Regions from separate parts of the Mus musculus genome. Here all the other regions are linked to region 1. A link is a loop called in an ENCODE intact Hi-C map of the cell type or tissue named here. Cell type or tissue: left cerebral cortex. All regions are shown on one strand.

What was found. Peaks named below come from ENCODE experiments on the same cell type or tissue, not always from the same donor. Only the 100,000 strongest peaks of a DNase experiment are listed, where the experiment ranks them.
Region 2: a loop joins it to region 1, with 5 times the contacts of the local background. A loop is called at or near these places in 20 of 42 quality-filtered maps.
Region 3: a loop joins it to region 1, with 2.8 times the contacts of the local background. A loop is called at or near these places in 4 of 42 quality-filtered maps.
Region 4: it touches region 1 in a loop (2.2-fold over the local background); 2 of 42 quality-filtered maps call a loop at or near these places.

The regions. Positions count from the first base shown.
Region 1 is chr17:25,566,580-25,574,579 of GRCm38, forward strand. It overlaps Sox8 (SRY (sex determining region Y)-box 8), which reads right to left and starts at 4,107. Exons shown (of 3, transcript NM_011447.3): 1 at 3,531-4,107; 2 at 2,249-2,481; 3 at 1-1,502. The coding sequence starts at 3,943. The coding sequence ends at 754. Cerox1 (cytoplasmic endogenous regulator of oxidative phosphorylation 1) reads left to right here and starts at 4,232. Exons shown (of 2, transcript NR_045176.1): 1 at 4,232-4,522; 2 at 7,407-8,000. In left cerebral cortex, CTCF peaks have their summits at 1,396 (motif pointing right), 1,602 and 4,440; DNase peaks (open chromatin) are centred at 881, 1,399, 1,835, 2,521 and 4 more places; H3K4me3 peaks cover 5,944 bases; H3K27ac peaks cover 5,921 bases.
Region 2 is chr17:25,694,141-25,702,140 of GRCm38, forward strand. Gm22645 (a small nuclear RNA gene) reads right to left here and starts at 80; the gene lies at 1-80. In left cerebral cortex, CTCF peaks have their summits at 4,498 (motif pointing left) and 7,183 (motif pointing left); DNase peaks (open chromatin) are centred at 4,486 and 6,446.
Region 3 is chr17:25,618,814-25,626,813 of GRCm38, forward strand. All of the region lies in intron 4 of Lmf1 (lipase maturation factor 1), which reads left to right. Among named protein-coding and RNA genes, the nearest start is that of Lmf1, 44 kb to the left of the region's middle. In left cerebral cortex, CTCF peaks have their summits at 2,741 (motif pointing right), 3,856 and 4,769; DNase peaks (open chromatin) are centred at 632, 1,426, 3,744, 4,800 and 5 more places; H3K4me3 peaks cover 253 bases; H3K27ac peaks cover 6,839 bases.
Region 4 is chr17:25,672,886-25,680,885 of GRCm38, forward strand. No RefSeq gene overlaps it. Among named protein-coding and RNA genes, the nearest start is that of Gm22645, 17 kb to the right of the region's middle. In left cerebral cortex, no CTCF peak of the experiment used is centred here; a DNase peak (open chromatin) is centred at 272.

The DNA of each region.
Region 1 (8,000 bases):
AAAGAGATGCTTAGGGATTCTGAGCCACCTCCCTCCTGCCCTTTACAGAGCAAGCTTCCCCACTTTAATTTTGTCTTAAATTCTACTCTCTGCACAAATTACTTCATTAATTAAAGATAAAATAACAACAGAACATAAATACGTCTTCAACACCTTTCAAAAAAACAAACATGTTTAAGCCTTAAAATAAAAAATAACAAAAAATAAAAATAGACACAGAAAGTGTTCATCTCAGCCAAGCCTTGCTGGGAAGAACGGTGGTAATGAGAAACCCCTCAATCTCACATTGGTCCCAAGAGAGTCCCCGGGTTGGATGTATCCTCGAGCATCCACAGATGTCCTTTCATGCTTTCACCGTGGGAACAGCATCCATTGGTCCCAGGGAGGTCTTGGGTAGGCTGATAAGGACATGAAGCCCATTCTCTCCTTTGTCCTTAGGCATAACTATCTTCTTATCTACTGAGATGCAAAACTCGGGAGCTGGTGTACACTTATCCAAACCGGAGAGCAACGGAATGCCTGTTTTGGAAACCACCAGTCACCTCAGAGAAAGAAGAGGGGGAAAAGAGAGCTCTGTCCCCTGGCAGAAGTTTGGATATCCAGAAGCAAAGGGACACAGGATGACAAAGCCTGGCTTCCTGCACATTCAGCAGGCACTTGACGGAGTAAGGCCGTGCTGGCTGCCTCCAACCTCTACCGAGTACACTCCGGAAGAACTCAAAGATCTGGCTAGACTTCCTGGATGCAGCAGCCTCAGGGTCGGGTCAGGGTGGTGTACACAGGCTGGTCCCAGTTGCTGCTGGGGCTGTGTGCGGGTGGCATAGAGAGCCCATTGAGCAGTGGCGAGGCATAGGGCCGACGGGATGAATGGAAGTAAGGGTATTGGTAGAGGCTGGGAGGGTAGCCAGGGTAGGGGCTGTAGTAGTTGGAAGCCTGCAGGTCAGTGTAATCACACTGTGCGCTGGCGAAGGAGCTGGCAGCCGTGGCAGAGGCAGCTGTGGTGACGCTGGCCTGGGCACTGTAAGAGCCATAGTCAGCACGGCCAGGTGAGCCATGTGACTGGTCGTTGTAGTGGCTAGGACTCAGCTGCTCCGTCTTGATCTGTGGCCGAAGGGGTCCTGCCTCTGTGGGCGAAGCTGAAGCCGAGGGAGCTCCCTTGTGGGCCCACACAGGGGATGCCCCTATGCCGGTTGCCCCGGAGTGCGAGTAGGAAGCGCCTCCATAGGAGCCAGAGGCAGTGGCCTGGCTGGGCTCTGTGGGCAGGGCTGAGTGGCCATTGAGGGGCAAGTACTGGTCAAATTCATGGACATCGAAGGTATCCATGTTACTGATAACCTCGCTGCTGAGCTCGGAGATGTCCACATTGCTGAAGTCGATGTTCTGGCGCCCGCTGTCCACTAGGCGGCGCCCTTCCAGCCTTAGCTCTTGCTTGCTTCCATTGCTCGCCTGGTGCAGGTCCGTCTTGGGGGTAGTGGGTGGGGTGGGTGGCCCATGGGTCTGGCCTGAGGAAGAAAGTATATTGCAAGGATGAATGCTCCTTCTGTGGGACCAGGGTGGAGCTGGTGGGTGACACCAGGAACCCTGGTAACTGCCACAGGTACAAATCAACGGCTTTTTGTTTCCTTACCTTCCCAGAAATTCCTGCAAACTCAGACCTAGCCCTCACTTACTGGCTGAGAAAATTCCGTTTGGCACTGTGCTGTGGGAAGACCCAAGGCTCCTCCCTGAAGACCTGGGTGGGGGGATGGAAGGTGGCCAGCCGGCCCCACCAGAACTAGCATTAATGGGGCACTTTTGGAATGCTTGGCCCTGGGCACTGGACCAAGGCGAACCCACACAACCCCGTTCTTTCCCCACCACAGCCCAGTAAACGGAAGCTCACAGCCGGCCTGCCTCCAGCTTCACTTCGGCTGCTTAGCTGCTGGGACCCCACCCACCAGCCTGATTCTGAGGCTGGGGCTATTGACCCACGCTGTTGTTACTGTAGAGTGGAGGCAGATTGTGAGTAAGTCCCGGTGACGGTAGACATCTCCAGAGTGCTAGATGGAGCTAGGCAGCTCCCTCCTTTTGTACATAAGAAATAGCTACATCCAGAGGTTTTTTTTTTTTTTTTTTTTTTTTTTTTTTTACAAGGGATCGGGGAAGACCCAGCCCTCCTCAGACTGCCAACCATGGAGGGAAGACCTACCCACACTCCAGATCAGTCCTGCTATTGCCCGTCCCCCATGCTAAGGGTCCTGGAGCCCACCTGTGTGGTGGTCACTGTGATGGTGTGCCTCGCCGAGCACTGCATCAGCTTTGTACATGGGACCACCAGGGTGGTGGCCCAGTTCAGTACCAGAGTCTGAGTCGCTCCGGCCAGTCTTCACACTCTTCCTTCGCCTTGGCTGGTATTTGTAATCTGGGTGGTCTTTCTTGTGCTGCACACGGAGCCTCTCGGCCTCCTCCACAAACGGCCTCTTCTCGCTTTCACTCAGCAAGCTACAGAAAACACAGTAGAGCGAGGATGCCCACGGAGCTCCAGACTTGCCAAGGACCTAGGCAGCGCCAGCAAACACTGCTGCCTGCAGTCAGACAGTTGGAGCACAGGATAGGGTGCTGGAGAGCTCAGGATACCCTCCAAGGGGTAACCTGCCCTCCTGCTGAGAACTCCGACACCAGTGGGGCAGAGCCCAACAGTGTGGTCTAAGGACCAAGACCCCAATTCTCCATCTTTCCCGAAGTCCCCCTTTCCAGCACTATTTGCTCATCCAGTCACCCACCACTGCTACCACCGCCGCCGCTACCACCACCACCACCAATCTCTCTCAAGAAAGACAACAGGACCCAGTGAAAACTATACTTCGACAAAGGCAAGGAAGGCTTTCTGGAAACCAGCCATCCCAAGTTGCCAGGAGTGATGGAGAAACTCCGGGAGATTGTCCTCAGAGCACACACACACACACCCTGAGAATCTCTCGACCTTGAACCTCAACTTGCCGGCCAAGCTGAGAGGGCAAGACAACCTGGCTGTCCTGCTCAGCCCAGTATCACTACTACACACTGTTTCAAACTCGAATAGAGGCAGCTTGGGAGGTGGGACTGTGCAGCTGTCTTCAATAATGCCTGCCTTTCTCAGGCCAAAGTGCTCATTGAGCCTGTCACTTTCACCTGCTCTTTCCTTCCCCAATTCCAGGTTCCTGTGGCCTGGGAGCAGTACCTGCCAGAGGACTTGGACTCCTCATGGACCCCGGAGTCCCAGCTTCTGCCCAGGACAAAGCAGCTTGATGCCTACCCAATATGCCTACAGGCCGTGGTGGCCACTCGATGCTAGGATCCCCAGTTCTGCAGTTCTCAGCAGGATATCCCAGGAGAGGAGAAAGGACTGGAGGGTCACACTCCAGGCACTGGCCTCCGTCCATCTCCAAAGTCCCACACCTGGTGTCTCTGTTGACCAGACCCACCCTGGAACCAGCCCAGGAGCACAGCCCAAGCTGGGGCACGAAGTCACTCCTTTCCTCAGCCTGAGTGTCAAGAGTCCCCACACTCACCGCCACAGCTTGCCTAGGGTCTTGCTGAGCTCTGCGTTATGGAGATGCGGGTACTGGTCCGCCAGCTTGCGGCGCGCCGCCTGTGCCCACACCATGAAGGCATTCATGGGCCGCTTCACGTGTGGCTTGGCCTTGAGCGTGCCGCCACCGCCGCCGCGCACAGGCATAGGCACCAGACTCCAGTCATAACCCTTAAGCACCTGCGACACGGCATCACGGATGCAGGCTGGGAAGCGTTCGTCTGCTGCCTCAGCAGTATCCCCTCGGCCGCCGCCCCCCGCGCGGCCCAGGCCCTCTGATCCCGCGGGCGACGGTGGCGCGTCGGAGTCCGAATCCTCCACGTGTGACATGGAGCTAGCGGTGCCAGACGGGCTGCAGGGAGGCTGGGCGCGGGCCTCACTCATGTCCAGCATCGGGGCCACGCGCGGAGGGGCACTCAGTGGGGATGGACGCAGGGGTCGCGCCCGGTCACTCTGTGGAAGGACACTCTAGAATCCAAGGTTGCCACGCAGGACCCAATCTTTGTCCTCACCGCAGGGGCCCAGCAGCAGCTCCTCCGCCGCAGTAGCTCAGTCTCAGTTCTGGGACCCGCAACAAGTTTCTTTAAGCCGTGGTCGAAACCCCGCCCCTCCCGGTCCGGGTTGGCAGGTCCTCCCCAGGCGGAGCTTGTATGCCCCGCCCCGAATCCAAAGAAGCCTTGCGACCCCGCTCCACCCTCCGTACCACGTGGGCCAGGCGCCCCGCAGCCTGATCCCTCGGCTGAGGCGGGGTCAGAGGGCTAAGGGTGACTGACTGCCCAGTGCATGGATCTCAGCAGCACGGCTTGACTTTCGGGCGGCAGGCAAGGATGCTAATCCACAAGGTTCCTGAGTCCAACATCCCTCCCTCCAATGTGGGGCTCGAATCCGCTATTGCAACCAAACCCGGGTTCTGCCCGCAGGGTGGCGCAATGACAAGAGCCACCAGGTGACCCTGGTAACTCCCGCACCTAGGTGAGCTGGAGGACCCCGGGGCTAGACAGAGGTGGGAGGGCGGGGGCGCTGGGCGGGGCTGCTCTGGCAGTGACTGCTGAGTCCCTGAGGGCGGTCAGGCGGATGGAGGGGCCGGACGCGGGGGCTCGGGTCCTTCCGGGTATGACCTGTGGTGGGGGCGCGGAGGCCCTGGCGGGCGGGCCTGGGTGGTCTGGCGGAGGCGGAAACCACGCTGGGCCGCTTCTCCTCAGCGCCTAGAGAGAAGGCGGAGAGTGCTCAGGGTCGGAGAGGGGACGTTTCTCCCGAGGCGAGAGCCAAGCCTGACTCCGAACCGCGCCCGAGGTCGCCCCCGCGACTTGCCTCCCAGCCCGGAGGTCTCCAAGTGCAGCTAGGAGTCTCTCGCCAAACTCAAAGGAGGCGATGTACCTGCCACCCTAAGCTTGTCTGGGTGGCATAGAGCTGTGGCTCTCGAGAGCTCGGTAACCCTAAAGGAAGCCACCTGTTTCCCAAGCCCGTGGAGGCGGCTGCAGGGAAGAACTGTGGTCTCTAATAATCTCCATCTCCACCCAAGCCGTGAGTGGTGCCCTAACCTTCAGGTCTGGGATCCCAGCCTCCAATCAGACTTTCCCTGCAGACCTGGAAAAGGCCAGTCCTGTGCAGTGTGGCCTTAGGGCATCTACAGCTCTGGACAGAGGGAGAAGGTCCAAGTCCCTGCTTCCTGCTGAGGGGACGGCTAAGGAAGAGAAACTACCTTAATGGTGACCTTATTCTATTCTAGTTCTCTCTCTCTCTCTCTCTCTCTCTCTCTCTCTCTCTCTCTCTCTCTCTCCTCTCTGTCTCCCTCCCTCTTCCCTCTCTGTCTGTCTCTCTCTCTCTCTCTCACTGTGTGTGTGTGTGTGTGTGTGTGTGTGTGTGTGTGTTGTGTCGATGGAGAGCTAGCTGCCATTGCCTGCTGAACTCTCTCCATATTTTAACCATTACCTGCCAAGAAAGGCCCTTCCCTGCACATCTGCAGTGGCAATCCTTTCCCTTGGGGATCCCTCCACTCAGGGTCCCACCTCTTGGAAAGAAGCTGTCTTAGAGGCATAAAGAACCCTGCTAGCTAGTGCACCATCCATCCCAGCAAAAGAAGGCTTAGCGGCAGAGTTGAGAACGGAGACCAGGCCTACATCCTCTCAGGACCTGACCCCTAAGGTCTCAGGTCCCAACCCTCTGAGCCTCCATGGACCCATGCTGTCAGACCAGCAGGCCTTAACAGAGACCTCCACGTTTCTAAGAAAGCACAAACCTGAGTTTGTATTGGGCATTCCAGGTTCTCTGGGCAGCTCTTCCTGGTCCTCACCCATTGTGGATATACTCACGTCTGATCCCCAGACTGCTCGGACGATGGAAGAAAGGAGGTGGCTCTACCTACAGTTTGTATCTTCCTGTCACTTGGGCTGTTGTGACCCCCTCCCCACCCAGCACCCCCGGACAGGGCCCTGGCGGACCCTGGTGTAGTCAGCCCTTGTTATACAGGTATAGACCACTATGGGTTGTCAGGAGCTCATCCAGCTCCGCTCTGTACAAGCACTGACACGCAAGGGGTGCCCTGAGCTCTTCCAGGCTCTGTGCTCAGAATTGAGCCCAGTACAATCTGTGGGCACACAGTTAGTGCTCCAAGCCCATGCCAGGCTCATTGTTGGATCATCTTAAAAGACCAGTACACCCTCCAGGTCTTTAGACTCCTTTCAAGCCAATTGGTTCACATCCTCAGCCACCAGAGAGACCCTGAGCTGTAGCTGCTAGAAAGAACGTTATTCAGGGTGGGCTCATATCTTCTCTAGGACTGATCAAATACAGCATCATGTCAGGGCCTCCTAGGACCAAATCATCAGGACACTGCTTCATGGTCTCAGACCTGGAGTTCCTAGTATTGAGGGCAGGGAAAGAGCTAGTCCTTTCTCAAGATGCACCCAGTAGGGTAGGAGACTTTTAGAAGGATGTGATGGTTTAGCTGTGATCTGAAGCCTGCTGCTACTATAAAAGGAGAAAACAATAGTCCCTGTAGGCAGCATCATATGCAAAAGGCCCTGAAGTCCCGGACAGCGCAGGGTATTTAATAACACAGGAATCTACAGATCTTTAAAAACGTGAGTGGAAGCTATTGAAACTGCCTCTCTGTTTTACCTTGTGGGACATCGGACCTTGTCCAGGTGTGGACCAGTTCCTCCTTCTCTCTCTTTTTTCTTCCTGCCCCCACCTGCCTCCTTGGCTGCTGCTAGTTTTACCCAGGTCTAAATGACTTTTCCCTACGCCTGGGCTTCCCCATCGTCACGTGGGCTTTGCAGTTCTAGAGTGAAGATATCATTGCCTGAACTCTGTTCAGGTGCCCATTCCTGGACCAGTCTTGGAGCCTGGGAAAAGTAATGGAGTGGGCCTGTGAACCTGAGGTTGGCTTGTGTGCCCTCAGCCTTGGCCTGCTTCTCCCTCTTCCCCTGCATCCAGAGCTGTATGTCAGGCAGTTGGCAGGGCATCCCTGCATAGCCGTGGAGATTTTTAATTGCGGGCCTAAAAGAGACAAATGTGGAGGTGGTGAAGGGTGAACTCAGAGCAGAGCTCCTGTAGACTGCTGCCCTGACCACTGGGTTCCAAGAGGCCATGGGTCCTCCTAGGGATTGGACAGTTGGCGCTTTTAAAGTCTACTTGTCAATCCCAGAAGGCTGGCCTCCCAGTAACATGCTTGGGGCATTGGGCCAAGCACACTGCCTCCCACCCCCGTGGTAATCTGGAGGTCTCAGGGATACTGTTAGAATTGTCTGCAGTGGAAGCTGCAGTTGGGATCAGAGCTAGTCCCTCAATAGAATTGTCATCGATAGGGTGTCGCTATCCACCCCTCACTGCTGCTTCGTGCTCCATCCCTCAGACCTACAGGAGCAGTTTTTCTGCAGCACCACATCTGTAGCCCTGCATGCCGCTGGCTCCAGTGTTGTGTGTGTGGTCATGCTCCATCCAGCCCAGCAGCAACTTTGGTGTTTGACACCCCTCGGGAGGCACCGCTTTGGAAGAGACTGGTAACAGCAGGGTGGGACCGGCTACTTAGCTGTTCTCAGTCTGAAAGGATTCTGGAAAGGGGCTCTATTTAACCCAAGCACTGGAGTCCAACACAGCCTCTGCCGTGTGACAGGTGTGTGCGGAGCCCAAGATGTGTTGGGAACAGCTATCGTTTCTACTGCTTTGTCCCATGCCTCTGGAGCTCCTGGGTTCCTGAACTTCAAGCTGGGCCCCATCCTTCACCCTATCAGGGCCCTGGGTGGAGCTGACTTCCAACAGTATACAGTGGGTCTTGGTACTTCCTCCTTGGCATTCGACAGTTGGTGTTTTTGAAGTCAGAGCCATCCTCAGTAGGCTCCTAGGGGATCGTAAGCGGCTTTCTCTGGGTGGAAACCTACTCCATGCAGCCTTCAGCAAAGGTACCAGCATCTGTCACTGGGATGGGGAAGTCCGGTGATCGTGTCAG
Region 2 (8,000 bases), 130 kb after region 1:
CATGTCATCCTTGCGCAGGGGCCATGCTAATCTTCTCTGTATCGTTCCAATTTTAGTATATGTGCTGCCGAAGCGAGCACTACATTTTATTTCTTGTTTTTCTTTTGTTTATGGTGTGTGGGGTGGAACACAGGGTTCATGGCAGACATGCACACTACACGGGAGCACTAGGGACAAGCTGGAGCAAAAAGCTGAGTGTACGCGCGCGCGCGCGCACACACACACACACACACACACACACACACACACACACACACACGCCTGGACAGGGTCTCTGCTCCCTTGAGACAGTCACAGGAGGAGTCTAAGGCCAGCCAGTGTTGAGCATCACCTGGCCTCCTGCCCTCCTTGGAGCAAATGGGACACAGACTCTGAGATGGGAAGTAGCTTTCTTTCTTTCTTCCTTTCTTCCTTTCTTTCTATTTACTTATTTATATGTTTGTTTGTTTATTATATGTAAGTATACTGTAGCTGTCTTCAGACACTCCAGAAGATGGCATCAGATTTCATTAAGATGGTTATGAGCCACCATGTGGTTGCTGGGATTTGAACTCAGGACCTTTGGGAGAGCAGTCGGTGCTCTTAACCACTGAGCCATCTCTCCAGCCCCCTGGAAGTAGCTTTCTATGTCACTCCTGTTGTCCAGCTCTCCTGGGGACTCCAAACCCCTCCTCCTCACTAAGCCAAGATGCCTGGAGACCAGGCTGCTCTGAGGAACTCAGAAAGCCCACATACTTCATTACCAAAGAGAGAGCTTAATGATAAGTAAAGAAAAATGCAGAATACACCCAGTCGATGATATTCCTTCAAATGGGGGGAGGGCTGCTTGGGGGGTTTTAATCTTTGAGGTTTGTTGTTCTTGGTTTTCTTCGTTTTGTTTGAGAGAGATTGGATCAAGTAGCCCAGGCTACCCTCTACCTTGCTATGTAGCTGAGGATGACCTTGAACTTTGATCCTTTTGCCTCCATCTCTCCAGTGCTGGTGGAGTTACAGATAGATACATCCTGCTCTCTGTTGGTGATGGTGGCTTGGTTTTCTTGTTTTGGTTTGTTTGCTTGTTGTTTTTAATTACATTTACTGTGTGTGTATGACAGGGGTGTGCACAGGTATGTGTGGAGTCCAGAGCACAACTTTTGAAAGCACAACAAAGCCCTGCCTTGTGTGTCCCAGGGATCAAACTCAGGTCATTAGCCTTGGCAGCAAATGCTCACACACTGAGCTGGCTCACTGGCTCCGGGCTTGGTGTGGTTTTTATCAAATTGATTGATTGATGATTGATTGTGAAATGTGCATGTGTTTGTTTGTTTGTTTGTTTGTTTGTTTGTTTGTTTTGAGACAGGGTCTTGGTATGAATACCCAGAATAGTCTGAGTCAGCATCCTCCTGCCTCAGCCTCAAGTGCCAGACTCACAGATGTCCTCCTGCCTCAGCCTCAAGTGCCAGACTCACATCACAAATGTGCATCACCATATCCAACAACTTCTCTGATTTTCTAATAAAGGAATTCTGAGGATACGAGCTGAACCCCCAGAACACTACCGTGATCTAAATGAGGCTGACGTGGCCAGTGTTCACTCTGCAGACATCTATACACAAACACAGAAGGGTGGCCCACAGCCACAAAAACACCCTAAGTCCAATTCTAAAGAATGTCCCCTCTGGAAGACACTGGGCAGTGGACAATGCGTTCTCTTGTGCTGGTCTTCACAATGTCAAATAAACCTAACAATGAGCTCAGTAAAAATCTTGTTTGGGAGTAAATAAATACATAAATAAGGCTGGAGATACGGCTCAGTGTATAAAAACTCTTGCAGAGGACCTGAGTTCGATTCCCAGCACCCATGTGAGTGGTTCAAAACTGCATGAAACTTCAGATCCAGGAGATCACTCACACACACACACACACACACACACACTTTTTAATTTTTTTTAATTAAGAAAAGAAAGAAGGGGGCTGGTGAGATGGCTCAGTGGGTAAGAGCACCCGACTGCTTTTCCAAAGGTCTGGAGTTCAAATCCCAGCAACCACGTGGTGGCTCACAACCATCTTGTAACAAGATCTGACTCCCTCTTCTGGAGTGTCTGAAGACAGCTGCAGTGTACTTACATATAATAAATGAATAAATCTTAAAAAAAAAAAAGAAAAAGAAGGAAGAAGGGGAGGGTGCCAGTCCAACCAGTGGGACAGAGGTCAAATGAGGATTGTGTCCCAAGGACTTGATGCCCTGGATAGCCCAGGGCTCCAGGGGTCTTGTTTCTCTGTGCCACAGCCTAGCACAGCCAGCCAGGCAGACACAACAGCTGGCCTGCCACATGGACCAAAAAATGAGGAACAGGTGTGGAGGGGAGGAGACACTGGGCTTCTTCCCTGGAGCTCAAAACTGAGGACATGAGCACCTAAGCTGAGTCTTAACTCCTGTAGGACAGTCACAGGAGAAATCCAAGGCCACACAGTTTTGAACAGCCACCTGGCTTCCTGCTCCACTCAGAGCAAAGGGCACACAGTCTGTGTGGTACGGATGGAGTTACTTTCTATATCACTTCTGTTGCTTCACTCTCCTGAGGGCTCCACTCCTCCCTCAGCCCATGCTGGGGCTGCTCAGCTCTCCTCCCATCCCCCTCCCCTCTGGAAACAAGAACCTTCCGGTTCTCAATAGGGGAGGGCAAAGGGTCCCTGAATCCAGAGAGAAACCTGACAAAACCTGCTGGGGTCCTCCTCAAGAGAAGCCCTGCAGGAGCTTGATTACTGACAGTTGAGCGGTGTCCTGGGTGGGACCTGAGGTGGAGGAATGGCACTGGATAGCATCTGAGGGGATGTGACGAGGAACCCACGTAGCTTATAAAGATGCCCAGGGTCAGGGTCCAATCACTCCAGCAAGAAACAGGAGAGCAACATTGAACCTGAATAGCTAACCCAAGTTTTCTGTAAATCAGATGCTGTTAAGGAGGAAGAAGAAGAGAAGGAAAGAGGAGGAAAGGAGGAAGAGGAGGAAGAAGAGGAGGAAGAAAAGGAGGAGGGAGGAGGAGTCCTCTAAGGCTGGAGCTGCCATTCTCTGGTAAATGCCTTTATTGCACAAGCAAGACCCTGAGTTCATCCCCAGCACAGGGGACTATTAATTTTTTGGTGTTAGGGATGTTACCCAAGGTCTTGCTAATGCCAGCTTTTAATTCTTTCCTGAGCAACAGGATTCTCTATCATCATACCAGCACAGACTGTCCATACCACAACATGGAAAGACAATCTCTTGTTATGGGCTGGTTGAGTCCCGGGGAGCCAAGGACAGAGCTCCCAACTGGGCCCCTACCTACAGATGCCTCTAAGGAGTTTTCTGGCACCGTATCCTGGGGTCCAAAGACCTGGGCTCTGCAAGACAGAGAATGAGCAAACACACCTTTAATCCCAGCACTCAGTAGACAGAGGCAGGTGATCTCTGAGTTCAAAGCCAGCCAGGTCTACAGAGTGAGTTCTAGAACAACAAGGACTACACAGAGAAACCCTGTTTGGAAAAATGCAAAACTGAACAAAAACAATACAAAGAAAGTAGAGGAGGAGGAGGAGGAGGAGGAAGAAGAGAAGGAGGAAGAGGAGGGGCCAAGTATGCTCGCTTGCAGCCATGCTGATTACAAACAGAATTCTCTAAGCTAGTCTCACCCAAGGAATATTTAGTAACATCCTACCCCTCTGTCCTCAACCAAGAGGACTGAGACGATAGGCCGGGGAGGTAGTTTAGTGGTTAAACTCTTACCGCTCTTCCAGAGGACCCAAGTTCAGTTTCCCATGCCCACCTCAGTTGGCTCACAACTTTAGCTCCGGGAAAACTGATGCTGTCTTCTGGCCTCCTTAGGCACCTGCATGCATGTACATCTAACTTTATCCAGGTGCGCGAGCGCTCGTGCACACACACACACACACACACACACACACACACACACACACACAGATTTAAAATGTAAACAAGCACACAAACAAAAATAAAACATGTTAAAAAGTGGGGGCTTGTGAGGGGGGGCACAAGCTTATTGCCAGGCACGCAGGAAGGATCTCTGACGTCAATTCTCAGTTGTGCCTGGCTGTCGCAGAGACCTTTCAGGAAGATCTTCCAGAGGCCCAGAAAGAACAGGTAGTCTCTGTCCTTGAGGGTGTTAATGGAATGTTCCAGAAGTTTCATGACTACAGAGAAGCAAAGAGAAAAAGTTCTATACAAACCAAGTGTGGCCCGTTTCCCAGAGAAGCTTTTAAGTAAACATCACTGTTTTTGTTAGAATGTTATGCTACTGTCCAAGTTGCTATTTTAAAGAGATATTTTAAAAACATTCCTTTCCATTTCTAATAGACTGAATACTCACCAAAACTACCCACATGTCAAACATTCACAAGTTTTAGGATTATGAAGGAGTCCTGAGACCAGACTTTGTGAGGCGTAGGACCACACTATAAGGCTTCCAGAGCATTCGGAACTGGGAGTGTTAATCAATGGGTCTGAAGCGCCATCTAGTGGCCATGGTAAATGCAAACGAGTACAGAGCCTGGGTCATCAAAGAGATTCAAACACCAGCCCCTAGGTCAGAGACCACACCAGCTGCACAGCAAGGTATCCACTGGGCACTGCCAGTACCTAAAGCTGGTCTTCCAATGTGACTTCCCCTTCTATGCCACGGGATCCTAAGCAGCCTCCGTGTCTCCACCAGAAGATGCCTCCAGCCGTCCTCTGATGCGGAATCTTCAGGCTGAACGGAGTTCCTTAGGAACAGAACCACCCATGTAAGAGCCATTGTCGATCCCAATGGTAGAACTGTGGGTGTCTCCATTCTGTGTGCTTATTTCTTGCTTTGGGGGTCTTTCTGGATGGTCTGCCTCTCTGAGACTTCTCTGACAGGTCTGGGGCTGTTTGGTGTCTACAGTTTTTTCCAGCATATCCTCATATCTCTTCTCATCATGTATTAGCTCCTTGTGCTTCTCCCCTCTCCGGCCCTTGCACCGGCACCAGCTCTGGGCATCTTGCCCATGTAGAGCATCTCTTCTTTCCACATCTTTGGTCCATCCTTCTCATCTCCCCCACTGTGGTCAGCTTTACTCATCTCCTACTCTCAAACCTATGGCAATGTGGAAATCAGAGACAGTCTCATTGCGAGTGTGTGCCTGCTGCTGTGTCTTAGATGCTCTTGCCCCTATACCTCCCTGGGACTTGAAAACACAATGTTTCAAGGTTGCCTTCACCTTTCTCCTTGGCTGGAAATTACCCATGTGCTGGCATGAGGGCTATCCTCAAGTATGGCTGCCTCCAATGTCAGGGTATATTTGATTATTCTTTTCTGTGTCTTCTGGGCTAAGTGGAGTGGGATCTCAGGTAGAGACAGTTGAAGATTACCTTAGATCAACCTCAAGGTGTTGCTAGATCAACAGCAGATGACCTGGGCTAGTTCAGTTTGGATATGCAGTACATCCCCCACCCCACCTCACCCCACCCCCGTCCAAAGGCTCAGCTTTTGAAGATATTGTCCCCAGTGCAACGTCCAGAGGTAGAGTTTTTGAGGGAGCAACTGAATTGTGAGGGCTCTGACCCTTAATGCTTTCAAGGATTTGTAATTTGATGGCATTCTTGAAAGGGGCCTCAGTACAGGAAGTGGATCACTAAATGTGTGACTTTAAAGGGTATATCTGATTCCACAGCATGTATTCTTTCTCTCTGCTTCTTGGGTAGCTCACTCCACCACGTGCTCCCAACGGTGTTCCTGACCATGGTCCTCGGCAGCTCACTCCACCACGTGCTCCCCACTGTGCTCCCGACCATGGTCCTCGGCAGCTCACTCCACCACGTGCTCCCCACTGTGCTCCCGACCATGGTCCTCGGCAGCTCACTCCACCACGTGCTCCCAACTGTGCTCCAGACCATGGTCCTCGGCAGCTCACTCCACCACGTGCTCCCCACTGTGCTCCCGACCATGATCCTCGGCAGCTCACTCCATCACGTGCTCCCCACTGTGCTCCCCACCATGGTCTTCTGCAGCTCACTCCACCACGTGTTCCCAACTGTGCTCCCCACCATGGTCTTCTGCAGCTCACTCCACCACGTGCTCCCAACTGTGTTCCTGACCATGGTCCTCGGCAGCTCACTCCACCACGTGCTCCCCACTGTGCTCCCGAACATGATCCTCGGCAGCTCACTCCATCACGTGCTCCTCAGTGTGCTCCCCACCATGGTCTTCTGCAGCTCACTCCACCGCGTGCTCCATAGTGCTCCCGACCATGGTCCTCGGCAGCTCACTCCACCACGTGCTCCCAACTGTGCTCCCCACCATGGTCCTCTGCTGCTCACTCCACCACGTGTTCCATATCGTGATCCTCTGCCTCAACACAAGCCCACAGCAATGGTGCAAATGACTAGACAGAAACTTCTGAAATCATGCACCCAAACAAACATGTTCTCCTTTTAAATCACTACACCCACAAAAGCCCCAATCTGGAGGAATGGAGGCTGGTGATGTAGACAGGCAGTTTGTCTTAGTCGGGATTTCTACTGTTGTGACTGAACATTATAACCAAAAGCAGCTTGGGAGGAAAGAGGTCTCTTACATTCTCATTACATTCTCTTACATTTCCACAGCAGGGTTCACCTTGGAAGGAAGTCAGGACAGGAACTCGGAGGCAGGAGTTGCTGCAGAGACCAGTAAGGGTGCTGCTTACTGTATTGCTTTTCATGGCTAGTTCAGTCTGCTTTCTTATGCACCCCAGGATCACCAGCCCAGAGATGGCACCACCACAATGGGCTGGGCCCTCCAACATTAATCACTAATTAAGAAAGCACGCCATAGGCTTAGCTACAACCCAGTCTTATGGAGGCATCTTCTCATTTGAGGTTCCCTCTTCTCCCATGATTCTAGTGTATGTCAAGTTGACATAAAACTAGCCAGCACACAAGTTTACTACCAGTGCCTGAGGCTGAACCCCCAGTGTAGCCCCGCTGCCTCCCTTCACCGCTTCTGGACTCATTCTCGTGACACAGAGAGTATCCCCATTTCAGGAACCACCTGAGGATGGAACCAGCCTGTAGCACTTGCGGACACTCTCAGAAACAAGTTTCTTGGGCTGGAGAGATGGCTCAGAGGTTGAGAACACGAACTGAGTTCAATTCCCAGCAACCACATGGTGTCTCACGACCATCTATAATGAGATCTGGCGCCCTCTTCTGGCATGCAGGCACATGTGCAGGCAGATACTATGTACATAATAAATAAATCTGAAAGAAAGAGGGAGGGAGGGAGGGGAAGAAAGAAAGAGGGTTTTTGTGAGCCCCATATGCACAAACTCTGAGCCCCGCTGTGGGAACTCTTACAGAAGGATTCAGGACTACCAGCCTTTCATCACCATCTTTATAGAACCAAAGGCACCTGGCCCTGACCTCCCATGGCTCATCAAGGCTTGCCTTAGGTTCTACGAGGGGTCGGTACATTCTGGGTTTTTTTAGGGTTTTTTGAGACAGGGTTTCTCTGTGTAGCCCTGGCTGTCCTGGAACTCACTCTGTAGACCAGGCTGGCCTCGAACTCAGAAATTCACCTGCCTCTGCCTCCCAAGTGCTGGGATTAAAGGCGTGTGCCACCTCGCCTGGCTACATTCTGTTTTTATATTTGAGCATTATCTACAACTTCTGAACAACAGAAAAATCCCATTCTGAACCATGAAACCTCTAATCCAACAGTGTTGTGTACACTAATATCATTTATCTGTTTATTTTGCATGTGTGTGTACAGCATGCATGCACAGGTACATACGTGTGGGTGTACATGCATGTGTGTGGAGGCTAGGCATCAACTTGGGTGTTGTTCCTCAGGAGCCAGCTGCTTTAGTTTTGGAGACAGACTCTAGGACCTGAGGGTCCCCGAGTAGGCTAGACTGAGCAGCCAGTCGGCTCCAGGGATCCACCTGACTCTCCCTCCCCAGTACTCGGATTACAAACACACACTATATAAATTAGTCACGTTCTCTAGAGGAACAGAACTTAT
Region 3 (8,000 bases), 52 kb after region 1:
ACGTGCTCCACACGCCTCTCTTCCTGGAGAGCCAGCCCTGCTGTGAGCTTTACCTGTAGAAGTGCTGCGGGCCCATGAGGGTAGAGACGAGACAGAGAGCGTAACTCTGGTAAATAGCAAGTGAAAGGAGCCATCAGGTCGGGGCGGAGGGGCTGTCCTTACCCCTGGCCTTGCTTCTGGGCTGCGTCTCTGCAGTGTGTCCTGAGTTGGCACCAGTCTCTACTCAGTTCCTGTCTCTCTGCTGTTCTTAAACACTTTGTGCTGCCAGGTTTTTATTTATATATATATGTAATTTTAAAATTAGCATATATTTGCCGTATAATAGAACAGGTCCCATCGTGACATTTCCATTTAGGCACATAACATGCTAGTTCTGATACTATTTGCTTTATGTTTGCTTCATATTTTAGAAGTTAAGAATTTACTGCTCTGCCAGACCTGACAGCATATGCTGTTAACCCCAGCACTTTGGAGGCAGAAGCTGGTAGATGTCTGAGCTTGAGGCCAGCCTGGTCTATATACAGTGAGACCCTGTCTCAAAACAACCACAAAGAATTTAGGACTCGTGATTTTCATGGAACAAAATGTAAGCTAAACAATCGGTTCTGTATGCAGTGAGAACGACTGCTGATCCTGGCTGCGGGGGTTTTATATAGTTTTTCCTGGAAGGAGGGTTAAGGCTCAGAATCTGCAATGATGTAAGGATTAGAATTCTGTGTCTCATGCCAAGGTGATCCCAACCCACAGGCTGTAGAGAACAGTGGTGAGGCCCTACACGACCAGTTTTGACTCAACTTCCTGCTTGTTAGTAGACACAGCCTTGACCAATGCCCAAGTGCATGTGCGTGTGTATGTGTGTGCATGCATATCTATGTGTCCACGAGTACATACTGCATGTGTGTGCATGTTTGTGTGTGCGTGTTTGTGCGTCCACGTGTGTGTGTTTGTGTGTGCATGCCTGTGAGACTCCCCCCCCCCCAGCTCTGTGTTTGTCCCTAGCGCCCCTCGCACAGGTCGTGCCCTCTGGTGCTCCCCACTCTCACACAGGAAACTGCAGCATCTGAAGTGAAGACAGAAACCTGCAGGGTCAATAGCTTCCAGGTCAGAATTGAGCAGTAGCCAGCGCGTGACCAAAGACTTCCTGAGAAAGCATCCCCCACCCCCGGGTCAGCACGTGTGTCTGAAAGGCTGCTGTGGGGTCACCTGGGATGCCACAAAAGCTTTAGGCCTGCAGATTTGACAGCTCAGACGAGACAGACAGATCCATTGACAAACACAGCCACCAAAACCAAGTCAAAGAAAGCAGGAAACCTGGATAGTTTTGTGTCTGCTAAAGAAATTGAATTAGAAATCGACAGAAGAAAAACTATTCCAGAAAGAATCTGTACCCCAGATGGCTTCACTGGTGAGCTTTGTCAGACATTTCAGGAGGAAATAGCAGCAGTCCTCCACTGATGCCTTAGAAAATACTGGAGGAGGAATGGTCCCCAAGTGCCTCTGACAGCCAGCACAGCAGCGACCCTAAAGCTCATGAAGATATGACATGCAGAGATGAAGGTCAGAGCCCAGGACCTCCACAAAGACGCAGGAACCCTTAAAGGAGTGATCAGTGAAATCTTGGCTAAAAAAGCACGGGGACGGCAAGGCTGTGGGGTCACCTGGGATGCCACAAAAGCTTTAGGCTTGCAGATTTGACAGCTCAGACGAGACAGACAGATCCATTGACAAACACAGCCACCAAAACCAAGTCAAAGAAAGCAGCTTTCTTTGAAAATCAGCTCATGTCATCTGCTACAGTCACAAAATAGAGACAAAGAGCCATCTTCTTATCACAGCAGATTAAAAAAAATTTTTTTTCAATACACAATTCCAGCTTGCCTGTAGCCCAAGCACCTGGGAGGCTGAAGCCTAGGGTGTATACAGAGCCCCTGCCAAAAGGAGAGGGAGAGGGAGAGAGAGAAGGAGAGAGAAGAGAAAAGAGAAGAGAGGGGAGGGGAGGGGAGGGGAGGGGAGGGGAGGGGGAGGGGAGAAGAAGAAGAGAAGAGAAGAGAAGAGAAGAGAAGAGAAGAGAAGAGAAGAGAAGAGAAGAAAGAGAGGAGACCTGTGGCACATGCCTTTAATCGCAGCACTCAGGAATCCAATCTCTGAGTTTGAGGCCAGCCTGGTCTACAGAGGGAGTTCCATCAAAGCCAGGGCTACACAGGGAAACCCTGTCTCAAAAACAAACAAACAAGTATAAGAGTACAATGAGATCAGAGACCACTCCTCCAGAGTGTATTGGAAATCTAGTTTGGAAAACAAGAAGTTAAGTTGTAATCCATAGATATGACTGCGCTTAGAAAAACCGGTGACTGCTGAGTGTGATGGTGCCCACCTAGAATCTCCACACTCAGAAGGTAGAGGTGAATCAAGACTCCAAGGGCATCTTCAGTGTGTGTAGCCCAAGGGCATCTTCAGTGTGTGTGGCCCAAGACCAACATTGGCAGTGTGACACCCTGTCACCATCTCCCCTCAACCCCCTGGGAGGAAGGACAAAACAAGGGAAGGGGGAGGGAGAGAAGGGCATAGAGGAATCTAAAAAGCAACTATTAAGATGAACATGAGGTTTTAGGATGCAAGGTTAACATCATATATATTTTTAAGATGTATTTTTATTTTATATATGTGGGTGTTTTGCCTGCATGTGTGTGTGTGTGTGTGTGTGTGCAGTGTGTATGTGCAGTGTTGGAGGAGGCCAGAAGAGGGCATCATATCCCAGAACTAGAGTTACAGATGGCTGTTAGCCATCATGTGGGTGCCGAGAATTGAACCCCTGTCTCCTGGAAAAGCAGCCAGTGCTCTTAACCACCAAGCCATCTCTCCAGCCCAGTGTTTCATAAACTGTTAACAAGCCATTACACAATAAAAAATTGGGAGTGTTATCTATTGCATCAAAGCCCCTCAAAAGCCTTACAGTAAATTAATTTAAGGATATCTAAGTCCTAAAAGCTATACAATGTAGCTGAAAGGAATTTCAAAGACTATGAATGAAGAAACAGACCATGTTCGTGGATCAGAAAGATTCAATATTGCATCCGGCTTGCCCAATTTTACCTACAGATTCAAGGCAGTTAGCATCAAACTCCCAATGGCCTGTTAGGGAAACTAGCCGATTCTGAATTGAGTATGAAAATACAGAGGATCTTTTTAAAAAGAACAGAATTAGAGGGCTATGCTAATCTTAGACCTCACCTTAAAGCTGAAGTGTCGTTGCAATCTAAGGTGGAAAACCTGCGTCAGAGGAAGAGCAGAGTCCAGGAGCAGGCTGCATCCTCTGCTCCTCATGGGGACCCATCCAGAGCACTGATGTGGTGGGGATGCCAAGCCACTGGACAGTGCTGGAGGGGTCGCATAGAGCCACTGAGAAGGACATTGAGAGGTTATACTTCATGGGGTTTTTTGTTGTTGTTGTTGTTTTTGTTTGTTTTTTGGTTTTTTGAGACAGGGTTTCTCTGTGTAGCCCTGGCTGTCCTGGAACTCACTTTGTAGACCAGGCTGGCCTCAAACCCAGAAATCCGTCTGCCTCTGCCTCCCAAGTGCTGGGATTAAAGGCGTGTGCCACCACCGCCCGGCTTGACTTCATTGATTTAAAGACCCCTGGAAATGTGAATATGCAAACCACAGACTGGGGAAACATTTGTGGCATTCAGTTTTGATATACAACATGTAGAGCATACATTGTAACCATAGAAACAAGGGTAAAAGAATGTGTTTTCTTTGCAAAGGTGGGAGTGTGGGGAAACCAAGAAAGAGATCATACTTTTCAGAAAGAATAAAAGCAATGTGACAATATCTGCCACTAGGGACCTGTGACACAAATACCTGTGTCAGGGGATATGTGTAGCTGCCCTTGGACAGCCATGCTGCCCCCTAGGAATGTGTCCTCTAGGCTGCAGGTATCCCGTAGTTTTGCCCAGAATGGCCAGATGCTGGAGACCTCCATGTGTCAGTCATTTAGGAACCAATGGCCACATTATTACAGAGCAAAGTAACACACAAGGAAAGGTAGCTGTGTGGTTACCACCCAAATCTATAGTCACAGACAGGGAGCTCCTGGGGCACATGTCCCTTCAAGGGACTTCCCTGGTCAGGCGGGATCATTGAGCTGAACTGTGATGGACTTGTCATTGGTAGGACATAGAACTAACCAGAAAGGAAGCAGAGAAATTGTTGTGGGGATGGAAATGCCCAGTCAGACTTCCAAATTCCTGGCAGCAACCTGTGTCAGAAGTCAGACACATATAGTGTGCACATCTGTTCCATGTAAAACCATAGTAAGCCTTCTGTCAGAGCAGGTAACAAGCCTGCTCGTTGTACACAGGATGCTTCAAGATGGGCCACAGCAACTACATGCCTTGCATGGTGAGTGAGTCTATAACCCTGTGTGTCCAGAGAGCAGGAAAAGGACTTGTGGTGGCCACTGGGGAGAGGACTTGGGCAGGACTCAAGATCAGCTGTGTCTGAATGAAGTAGCCAGGCAGGTGTTGCCTTGAGAGTTGTCATGGCTCTTGCCCTCTAGCAGCATCTAAAGAAGTCTCATGCCACTTAGGACTTGGGGCCATAGAGGACCTCTCAGAGCCAAGACAACTCAGCAAAGAGCAGAGGTGACCAGAGAAGACCTGCGCAGTGAGTGGGAGAGGAAGCAATCAAGTGACTCCGAGAACTGAGTGGGAGATACACTCTGGGAGGAAAGAGCCGGCTGATAAGTTTGGCCATAGAGCAGCTCCTGCTGGAGAAACAAGAGATGGCCCCAGGGCTGCCTGCAATGTGTCCAGAATGTTCTAAACCTCGCCCAGCCTGACTCAAGAGCTTACTCAGCAGCTGCCACAAAAAGCCAGCAGGTCCCAGGAGTGGACAGCAGTCATGGAGACACCCAAAAGCACCCAGTCAGCTCTGGGTGATGCCTGTCCCTTCCTAGACAGAGTATAGCCTGGGCTAAGTGGTATGCCTGCAGATGATGTTCATGGGCTGAGGTGAGGCCAGATGTGCAGCACACAGAGAACCCCTGAGATGTTTCCTCGTGGGACATTTTTCACGTGGAAGGAAATCTGTTTCTGCTCGTGCCCCATTCTGAGCAGGGCCACTCAGTCAGCCCGCAGCTCCAGGTTGTTAGGAGGTGGGGTCCCCAGGACAGCTGCAAAGCCAAGTCTCTGTTAGCTGGGAGGCTGGCTGTGCTTACGTCACAGCCCAGGGACTGTTCTGAACGGGATGAACCAGGATAATTTTAAAAGCAGTTTCCATGTTAGCATGCACCGCCCCCCAGGATGCTTCAGGAGATGATGCTCAGGCCACGGAAGTGTGGGCTCGTGGGCGGCTCTCAACAGTTAGCAAGCAGGGTGGAGACATTGGTAGCAGGGAAGGGCGGCTGCTGAGGAACCAAGACAAAAACAGGCTTTGAAGTTGCCGGACCCTTTTCTCGGAGTTGGAGTGCCACTGGTAAAATCGTATTAAATATAATGAAATAAATGCTGGAATGCAGAGTGCCTGTGAAGACAGAACGGAACGGATGTCCCTACCATTTCCCTCGTCCTGGGCATCCTAACTCAGAAATGAGAGCAATCATTCTAATTGGCTTTATTGCATTAGCGTGGGCAGAGCTAGAGAAAGGGGGCTTTCTTCCTGCCTGCCCATCAGCCCCCAGGACACTCAGAAGGGCTGACCTCTGACTCTGCTCAGAGACATCACGGGAATCTTTGGACCTCATGCCTGCTGTGTCATGACCTTTGATCCCCAATTGCAGACCTCTCGTATAGCTGTCCCAGACTGGGCCCTGGCAGCCTCTTTGGATCCCCATTCAACAGCTGTTTGTCTCACACAGCCCATGACCCTCAGAGGCTTAAAGAAAGCATCACAGCCCAGCACAGCTGAGGGCTTTTCAGAACCCTCTCATCCGTTCTTGGTAGCCCATCAAAAGTTATTATGCATAGGTGCTGAGGTCCTTTTCAAGGGACGTAGCGCAAAAGCCTTACAGCTCTGCTTATCTCTCTTCTCAAGTGCCTTTGTTGCATCCGGCTGTGTCCTCCATGTGCACGTGTACAGACTGTGTGGATGCAGGCAGCAGGACACCACCGCATCACGTTGCTTGACAACAAGGAGACAGTGCATCAGACCTGTCCAGAGCCATCGGGAAGACTAGTGAATCTGCAGGGATTAGCAGCTAAAAGAGGCCCGGAGCTTCTAGAAGGAAAACCGATGCTTTTACAAAGAGGCAGATTGTTCTAAGTATTTATGCAGCATACGCTGTAGTAGAAATTGCTGCTGCTTTCACACACATCTCCCAGTTAACCTCTTAGACCAGGAGTCAGTTTGAGGCATGTAGTGGTGGTGTTTTGGTGAAACCATACTGTAAGACCTTGGGTGTCCAGGGCTCGGTGGACTCTGGCTCCAGCCTGAGCTAGCCATGTCAGGGTAGCTCTAGTCCTGTGGACAGGAGGTGCTTCTGTCGTTTTGAACCAGATCTTAGCTGAAGGTTCTCAAAATGTAAAACCCCAGATTCTGCCTAGCTCTGTGCTACCCTGAGCTTTGCTAAACCAAGGCTTTTTAACACACCTGTCTCCACCATCTAGGGACTATGCTGGGCCCATCTGCCATACCCATTCCCACACACATATGCACGAGCAACCTGTTAGCACGTGGCTGTTTGCTTGGAGGCTGCATTTTCTCGGTTCTTGGGCGAACAGATGGACCTTCCCTAACGCTTGTGGGAGTTCCTTTCCAGCCTGGAAGTGCTGGGTGGTCATCATGCCCCAGGTCCCGCTGACTCCAGATCATCTCAGGGCACACTGAGCAGTGCTTGCAAGTGAAAAGCTCTGTCCTGGAAGTGCAGAGCCAGGGCATCTTCATTAGAGGTCCCCACACCATCCGCACTCTCAGTGTCACAGAGGGCTTCCCACAACTGAGCCGGTCTTTCAGAGCAGTGCCATCTCTTCGTAGCAGCATTTCATGTGTTGGTAGAGCTGAGCCAGGAGAGGGCTGTAGCCTGGAGTTCAGTCAATAACACGCTGTGTTCGCGAGTGCCACTGGTCCACTCCACAAGGATGGGGGACCATGGGCTGTGCCCTCTGCTTGGAAACAAGTGGGCCTTAGGAAGCTGTAGAGCCTTACTTACATCACATAAGACAGGGGTTACAATTGGATAGGCAGCAGTCGCTCCAACACTAACGTGTGCCGTGTACCCCCGACAGCTTGCAGAGCTCTTGGGCATTCCCATCAGGAATTCAGCTCTGGCAAGAGAGGAGCAGCCCCACCTTATACCATTCCTGCAAATGCCAACATAGCTTTAGACCCCATCAAGCCTTGAGGGGGGGTACAAAGGGACCTCAGCCCCTTTCAGGCCACAGGCGTGCTATGCCAAGCCAGAGGGTAGGCATCCAAAGCAGACTCGTGGCATGGCTTTTCCTGTATGTGGTTTCCTTTGCCCGTCGGGAGTTTTTTAAGAAGCAGAAATTGCAGTCGGGAGCTGCTGGACAGGAACATTCATCCCCACTCATTGTGAGCCCAAGGTATCAGCCTGGAACATTCCAGCATCATGACGTTCTCCTTCCCAGGCTTTAGAGCAAGAGGGTCGTAGGAGACTGAAGGTCACTCTGCTCCCTTTAGGTCTGCCATGCTAAGGCCCGTCTGTGCCATTTTTTTTTTACCCTAAATTAATTTTGGGCTGAAAAAAGGCTCAAAGAAGGCTTTGTTCCTCTGACACTCTGAAAGAAAGACCCGTGGGAAGTCTGACATCTGCAGCAGGAGCGAGCGGCTGGGAGTGGCTCCAACGCCCTCCGCTCCTGAAGAATGCTTCAGGTTCCTAAGTGTCTCATCTCAGCTCTGAGTTTGAGTGACATTTTAATTATTTTGTTTTTTTCTTCTTTTCCTGGTGTGAATCTCCAAAGAGTCCCTCTCAGGCTCTGAGGGGTACAGAGCACTGTGCAGCTCATGGACATGATAAGGGTTAGTCCTGATGGTGCAGTTCA
Region 4 (8,000 bases), 110 kb after region 1:
TTTGGAGCCCCGGCAGATGTGGCCATTTTTGACAAGGGTCTCAAGAGACACACCCACTGTCTTGACCAAATGGGCAGCACAGCATAGCTCCGTCACCTCTGGACTTCCCCTCAGCCTTGGTAAGCACTCACCTTCCTGTCTGGGTACTCTGAACCCCACAAGTTCTGTTACCAAGAGTACTATGCAGGTCCAGGCCATCTGCACATGAGCCCACTGCTGTGACAGCACAGACCAGGGACTGCTCCTGGGAAGGTGGCAGGAAGTGCCAAGTTGGAGCCAAGGCCCTGGAGTCACACACAAAGGATGGCTTGTGTGTGTGCCAACCCCTGACACTGATGTGATCAGCATCACCAAGCTCTGTCTCCAAAGGCTGAAGCTACAGTAAGAGTCAGCTCAGTGGATCCCAACTGTCCACAACTTCAAGTGCCCCTCATAGCCTCAGACACTGTACAGTAAGAAACCCAAGCCACTTCAAGCTCAGCAGCCCATTCCCAGTATGCACCCCAAAGACGCAGAGTGGTCCTAGCAGGTGCACACACCTGTCCACAGCAGCCCAAATATGCAAATCACCTAGTGTACTTGAATAACCAAAATGTGATCTATCCTGCAGTGGGCTATGTATATAACTGAGGCTGGCCTGCCTATCTCTGCCTTCATGCTAGGATTGCAGGCATGGTGTACCACCAGCCCAGCTCCTGTACTAGAATATTATTCAGCCTAGAAGAAGAATGAGGCCACCACGACTCATTGGACTGTAGGACATTACAGTTGGTGACAGGAGCCAGATGCAGAAGGCCACAGATCATGAAACTCCACTCATGTCTACAGCTGTCCAAGCAAAGGAAAATCTCCAGGCAGAAAGCAAGCCAGCAGCTGTCTGGGAAAAAAGAGCAACACCACAGGAACCATTTCTTTCCAGGTGTAGAATGTTCTAGGACTGTGTGGTAAGTGTGCATATTGTAACACTTGGCATTAGAGTGCCAGGCTGCCTGCCCCTTGTTTAAGTGACTAACATGGACAAGCAGAGGCATGGGGTAAATGCCCCGCAATCAAGCTTGGGGGGGCAGAGAGCTATCCCTTGCTCTGTAGAGACCAGGGCTAAGCAGGAGAGGCCACCCCTACATCCTGGGTCTGCACCACCTGTGGCCAGCTCACCACTAGCAGACAACAATTAATCATCCTGATGGATGGATAGACAGACAGGAAGGAGCTGGGAAGACCCGGGGCTCCCAGGGGTGTTCTGTCACATGTCAGTGTATGGAGTCCTGATGGAGGCAGGATTTGGGATGTCAAAGGACTTGTGCCCTTTTTAGTTAGCTTCCTCTCTCTCTCTCTCTCTCTCTCTCTCTCTCTCTCTCTCTCTCTCTCTCTTTCTCTCTCTCTCTCTCTCTCTCTCTCTCTCTCTCTCTGGGTCTATCTATCTCTGTCTGTCTGTCTCTGTCTCTGTCTCTATCTGCCCCTCCCTCCAATTCTCCTTCCCTCCGTCCCTCTCTATCTCCTGTGGACCAAGATCTGAGCCCTCAGCTGTTCCTGCCACCATGGCTTTGCTCCACCCTCATAAACTCCAACCCTCTGAAACCGCGGCCCAATTAAATGTTTCATTTTATAAGTTGCCTTGGTCATAATGTTTTGTCAGAGCAAGAAAGAAATAACTAAGGCAAACCCCAATGATACTCTCCTCTGGAAGATTTCCTAAGATGTTTTGGAATGGTTTTTGAGTGTGTGTACCAGAGCCCTGGCTGGCCTTGGACTCACAGAGATCTGCCTGCTTCTGCCTCTGGAGAGAGGGCTGAGATTAAAGGCTTGCACCAATGTGCCCAGTGATTTCCTGAGGTCTTTAAGAGGCACTCAGGAGGCCTCAGCCCACAGCCACAGACACTGGGCTGAGGCGAAGCCACCAACAGCATGCCTTCCAGTTTCATCACAACAGAAAGATTGCTATAAATGCCATAGACCTCAGGTCACATCACACAGCATGACCCACCAGCCCCAGTGCCACTCTGCGTGGAAATTCCTTTAAAACCATTAAATACTTCATAATGAAACCCATTATTTTATTGATAGGCTTGTATTTGTTTCCTTAGATACAGTCCTGTGTATCCCAGACTGACCTGGAAGTGTCCCTGTAGCCAAGGAAGATCTTTAACTCCTAATCCTCCTGCCTTCGCCTACTGAGTGCTGGAATTATCAGAGTGCAGCACTTGTGTGCTATGTACTGGGGACTGAGCTCAGTGCTTCATACAGGCTAAGTGATTTCAACCTGTAGCTATCTGACAAGGAATCTCAATTGAGAAAATGCCTAGATCAGATTGCCCTGGAGGCAGAGAGTAGGGTTGCCTTGATTGTTAATTGATTTAGAGAGCACTGCCCACTGTGGGCAGCACCACTTCCTAGGCAACTAGTCCTGCACTGAGTGCCAGCCAGCCAGCAGCTTCGTTATGGTTCCTGCCATACTTCTTTGTGAAGTGAGTTCTTTGGTGTGGAATAGCAAGCAGGCCTGCCTTAGGTTCTTGTCTTGACTTCCTGGACTTAAGCCTGGAAGTGTAAGATGAATAAACCCTTTCCCTCTCTCTGTTAATTTTGGTCAGGGTGTTTTCTCACAGCAACAGAAAAGTAACTAGGACATTAGGTGAGTATTCTGTCAACAGAGCAGTATCCTGAGTGCATAAAACATTCATTTTGTAGTTCTACGGTTATTATACATCAGTAAAAATGGCAATTAATTTAAACACATAAATAAACCACTAAATAAACTCAGATGGATGCAGAAATACAACTGAAACTGAAGAATTTCTAAAATATAACAATAATACTATCAGAATCTATAAAATTCACTTAAACCATTAAATGCAGAAAAATTCATAGTATTGAACTTTGTTCTTTTAAAAGAAAACAATTTCTTAGCTTACGGAGTTTAGGAGCCCAGGTGTGGGAAAACATACTTATAACGCAAGCAAGGTGCAGAGAGGCGAATGTGAAGAAACCTGGGTACCTGAGACCCTTTCTCAAGCCAACCAACCAACCAACCAACCAACCAATCAACAACCAACCAACCAACAACCAACCACCAAACAACCACCAAACAACCAATCAACAACCAACCAACCAACAACCAACCACCAAACAACCAATCAACAACCAACCAACCAACAAACAAACAACAAACAACCTGAATCACATGGAAGCTGGAGCAGCCCATGGTGGCAAATAGAATACAACATCTCACACAGATCCCATGAGAACATGGGCTTGATCCCAAAAATCCTACTCAGTTTACTAATAAAACATATTAATCGGGGCTGGAGAGATGGCTCAGTGGTTAAGAGCACTGACTGCTCTTCCGAAGGTCCTGAGTTCAATTCCCAGCAATCACATGGTGGTTCACAACCATCTGTAACGAGATTTGGCGCCCTCTTCTGGAGTGTCTGAAGACAGCTACAGTGTACTTACATATAATAAATAAATAAATCTTTAAAAAAGAACTTATTAATCACATTCACTATATCACAGCACTGCCTCCCTAGATATAGAAACGTCAGAGTATAATAGCCACTCCTGATTCAAAACAAAAACAAAACAAAACCAAAAATACAATTGGAGGGGCTGGAGAAATGGCCTAGCAGTTAAGAGCACCTGCTGCCTTTGCTGAGATCCTAAGTTCAGTTCCCAGCACCATGATGACAACAGCCTATAACTCCAGCTCCAGGGGATCTGATGCCCTCTTCTGGCCTCCAAGGGCACCGCACACAGTACATACACAAACACACACATACATGTAAATAAGAATAAGTCTCTGTACATATGAACTGTGTGGAAGATAGGAACTTGGAGGCATGGTGCTGAGAGTGAGGCCCAGGACCTCACAAGTGAGACAGTGCTCTGCTGCTAAAGTCACTTCCTAGTCCTGGTTCTGTTTTCCCCACTGTGTTGTGAGATAGGATCTCATGTATCCCAGGCAGGCCTTGAGCTCCTGTCCTCCACCTCCACCTGAATGGCTTTCAGAACCAAGACCTCCATGTCACTAGTGCTGAGATTACAGGTGTGTGTCACCATGCCTGGCTTCTAGGCAAAAGAGAGAGAGAGAGAGAGAGAGAGAGAGAGAGAGAGAGAGAGAGAGATGACTAGTACAGACAGGATTGATAGCTTCCAGGTCATCAACACTGCCTCAATAAATGAAATCAAGAGGGTGACTGAAGAAGACAGAAGACACCCAGTGGTAACTCTGGCCTTCCTCACCTATATGTAAACATGTACACAAGTACCTGCACACATGTGTGCCCACATATGTGCACACATATACATACATGTTATATACATATATTGTATACACACACATCTATGCAAAGAAAGACATGAAAATCCCCAAGTGAAGCCGTGAGTGCGCACAGGCTGGCTGCAGGTGCAAGGTCACATCTGTACCTCCCGGAAACTAGGCTGCTCATGTATTTCTCGTGTCCACACTGTCTAGTATAGGGTCCCTCTGAGTGGTGGGGTACAACTGAAAATGTGAGGTTGAATTTAATATAATTTACACATATAGCTTTATGATTACACACCGAAGAACTTAGCCCTAGACAACCCCGGCTCAGAGAGGAAGGAATCAAATAAAGGCTGTCATGTGATATCCGAGGAGCAAGACAAGCCGGACAATGCACAGGTCACGTGATTCTGTGAGGATACCCATCCTGAAAGGCATGTCCTCAAAGGTGTTGGGACCCTGAAGGATGCCAGGCCATGGCCATATCTTCTGAGACAGATGAGACCCCCTGCTGGTATAATCTACATTTGGTTCATAACCCAACTATGTGAAATCCTCATGCTATTTTTGTAATGTGTAAGTCTGAGATTGTTATAACATAAAAAACTTAAAAACTGGGCTGGAAAAACCAGGTATGGTGGCACATGCCTTTAATTCCAGCACTTTGGAAGCAGAGACAGGTGGATCTCCATGAGTTTGAGACCAGCTTGGTCTGTGAAGGTAGTTTCAGAATAGTCATGGCTAATTAACAGAGAGAACCCATCTAAAATAAATAAATAAAACTGGGCTGACAAGATAAATCAGAGGGTAAAAGTACTTGGCACCAAGTTTGATGACCTGAGTTCAAATCCTGGGACCCACAACTGCGAGTCATCCTCTGTCTGACACACAGGTGCTATGGCACGTGCACGTGAACACACACAGAAAAGTAACAAATGTGGTTTAACTTTTTTAAGCTGAAAGCTAAAATGAGGAACTGACACTGGCTCATGGTCTGGTGAACCTTCCAGAAACATTGTCCCCAGAGCCCTGGCAGGGCCCTATCTGCGGGCTCACAGGGAGTGGGACCCTGCTGAGCCTGGCCTGCAGACGAGGGCCTCCAGAACTGAGAGAGCATTCATCTGGTTTTGGTTGTTTGGTTTGCTTTTGTTGTGGCAGTAATTGAACCCAGAGCCTCCTGCACGGTAGAAAAGCACTCTGCCACCAAGAGGCTCTCTGGCCCCTTCCTTTTACTTTTTATTTTGAGAGAGACTCCCTTTCAGTTTCCCTAGCTGAACTTGAGTTCACTCTGTAGGCACTCGGGCTATGCCCTGCTCTAAGTGACTCCATATTGTATAAAGCAATGTTTTGTTTGGTTTTGTGTTTGTTTTCAGACTGTGCCTTTCCCTGGAAGGCTCCGTTTTATAAGCAGGTTTTGTTGTTGTTGTTGTTGTTTGTTTGTTTGTTTGTTTGTTGTTTTTTGTGTGGTTTTTGTTTTGTGTGTGTGTGTGTGTGTGTGTGTGTGTGTGTGTGTTTTACTCATTTTAAAAAATGAATTGTGTTTCTCTCCTTGAGTGTGTTTGAGTGCACGGGTACCGTAGCCTGCATGGGAAGGTCGGGAGGCGTGCAGGAGGAGTCGCTCCTCTCCTTCCACCATATGGGTCCTGGGGATTGAACTTGGGTCGTCAGACTCTGTAGCAAGTGTTTCTACCCATGAGCCTTCTCCCCAGCCCTTTACGCCATTTTGAGGAAGAAAGGTGGTTGCAGCCCCTAGGTGGACCCCAAAACTGTCAGGCACCAGTCTCCAGCACAGACTGATGGACTTGGGAACAGAAAAAAGTCACCCTCTAGGCTTATTAAGATGAATAGAGACTATAGGGGCAGGGGGTGTATTTGAAAATCACATCCCAGAAACCCTAGAACTTATCAGACACACCAAGCCAGGAACAGGGTGGGAAGCAGGGTATCACCTGCTACCCTCGGTACCAGAATTTTCACTCTGCAGCACACATGCACACAGATCCATGTCAGGATGCTCAAAAGTGGTGAAGACCAAAGACTGAGATGGTATGGCCCACACCAACTGTTCCTCAAGGACTGACAAGTCGAAGACCCTCCTACTGTCCCTGGAGCAGCTCAGCTAGTGCCCTGCTGCTGCTTGCCTGCCATCCACCTTTTGGGCTTCTTGACCTGGTTCAGCCTGTCACCCCACAGCTGAATGGCACAGCTTTACTCTCAAATCCCACTTCCAACAATGTCCGCAGCAGCACCCCTGCGACGCTGGTCTGGTTCATCAGTACAACCCTCTCTCGGTCCACTGCTACAACCTTATGAACTCTGCTGTGGCCTCTTTAATTCGCACACATATGTGCACAGATACATAGATGTGTTTACTGTGTGCTGTGTGATGTGAGCGGTAGCTGCTGGTGGACCCCACTGTTCTAATTAAGATTAGAATTAAAGAACCCACAGTATCCAGGCCTGGGTTATGCAGGTACGTGAGGTTATGTGACAAATTGCTGTCATCAAACTGCTGAGTGAACTTGTTATACGATAAATTCTGCTATCACAGAAAGACACAACACGTTCATCTCAGGACAGTGGGCTAGCCTGCCCCAGCTTCCCAACAGCTGGGATGACAGGTGTGTGCAGCCAGACCGTTGTTTAAGCTTCCAGTTCACAGTATTCTAGGAGAGGAGACCTTAAAAATTAACACAGACAAACACAGAGCCTAAGTCCTAGGAGGGTGCTAGTACAAACCGAGGTCTGTGAGCCAAGCCTGCCCAGGTCTAAGTCTTGCTTAGACCAAGCACTGACTGCCATCTCCTTCGGTCCAAAGGATGGGGGGTGGGGGGGGAGGGCTAGGAGCTCTTCCCAAATCCACCCAGGCTTGAAGCCACCTCTGCTTGTTAAATGCAAATGAGACTCTTTCAAATGCTGATGAGGGCACACAGGAGGCCCCCAGAAAGGAAAGGAAAGAAAGGGGCTGCCGAAGAGAGCCCAGAGGATGCAGAAGAGACAGCCAGACAGGAAACTCCGAAGGAAAAGACTGAGTTGCCACTGCACATCTGTGTGCAAAGTACATCGGGGCATGCTGAAGGCGGATTGAACCTCACCAACCACGGGCTCCACAGACCACAATGTTGACCTATAGTACTTTGAACAGTATCTGCGTGCTGGCGTGCTCCTGGGAGGACTTCTAGCAACCCCACTTGGTACAAACAGCATCGCTTGCTAGAAGGTCTAGCAGAATTGTCTTAACAGCCAGGAAGTACCTCATGCTCACCCAAGGGCCTCAGCAGGGAGCAAATGAATGGTCTCAGAGCCCTACCTCCCAGTGGCAGGTGCAGAAGCAAGTGCCAGGCTGTCACAGGGCATCACCTGCTAGCATAAATACCAGAATTTTTCACTCTGTGGCACACATACACACAGGTGTACATGTCCACCGACATGCAACGTGCATGCACACACTCAGACACACAACAGCGTTCAGTACCCACCACACAGGAATCATCATCTCCTCTGTCTTTATACAAAAAGCCTTGCTCCAGGGAATCTGGCAATTTTAGTGCCCTAATTCCCAGATAAATAAACTGGACCGTGGGCTGAGATTGTGTTGTGGGGAGCCAGGTTTCCAGTGTGGCCACTGTTCATAGAGCAGAGTACAGGACAATAACACAGCCCTGCCCTTCCCTGCTTCTTGACATCCCATTCTAGAGTCCAGTAGATGGAGAGCAAGGTACACTCACCAAGGTTGTTAGCC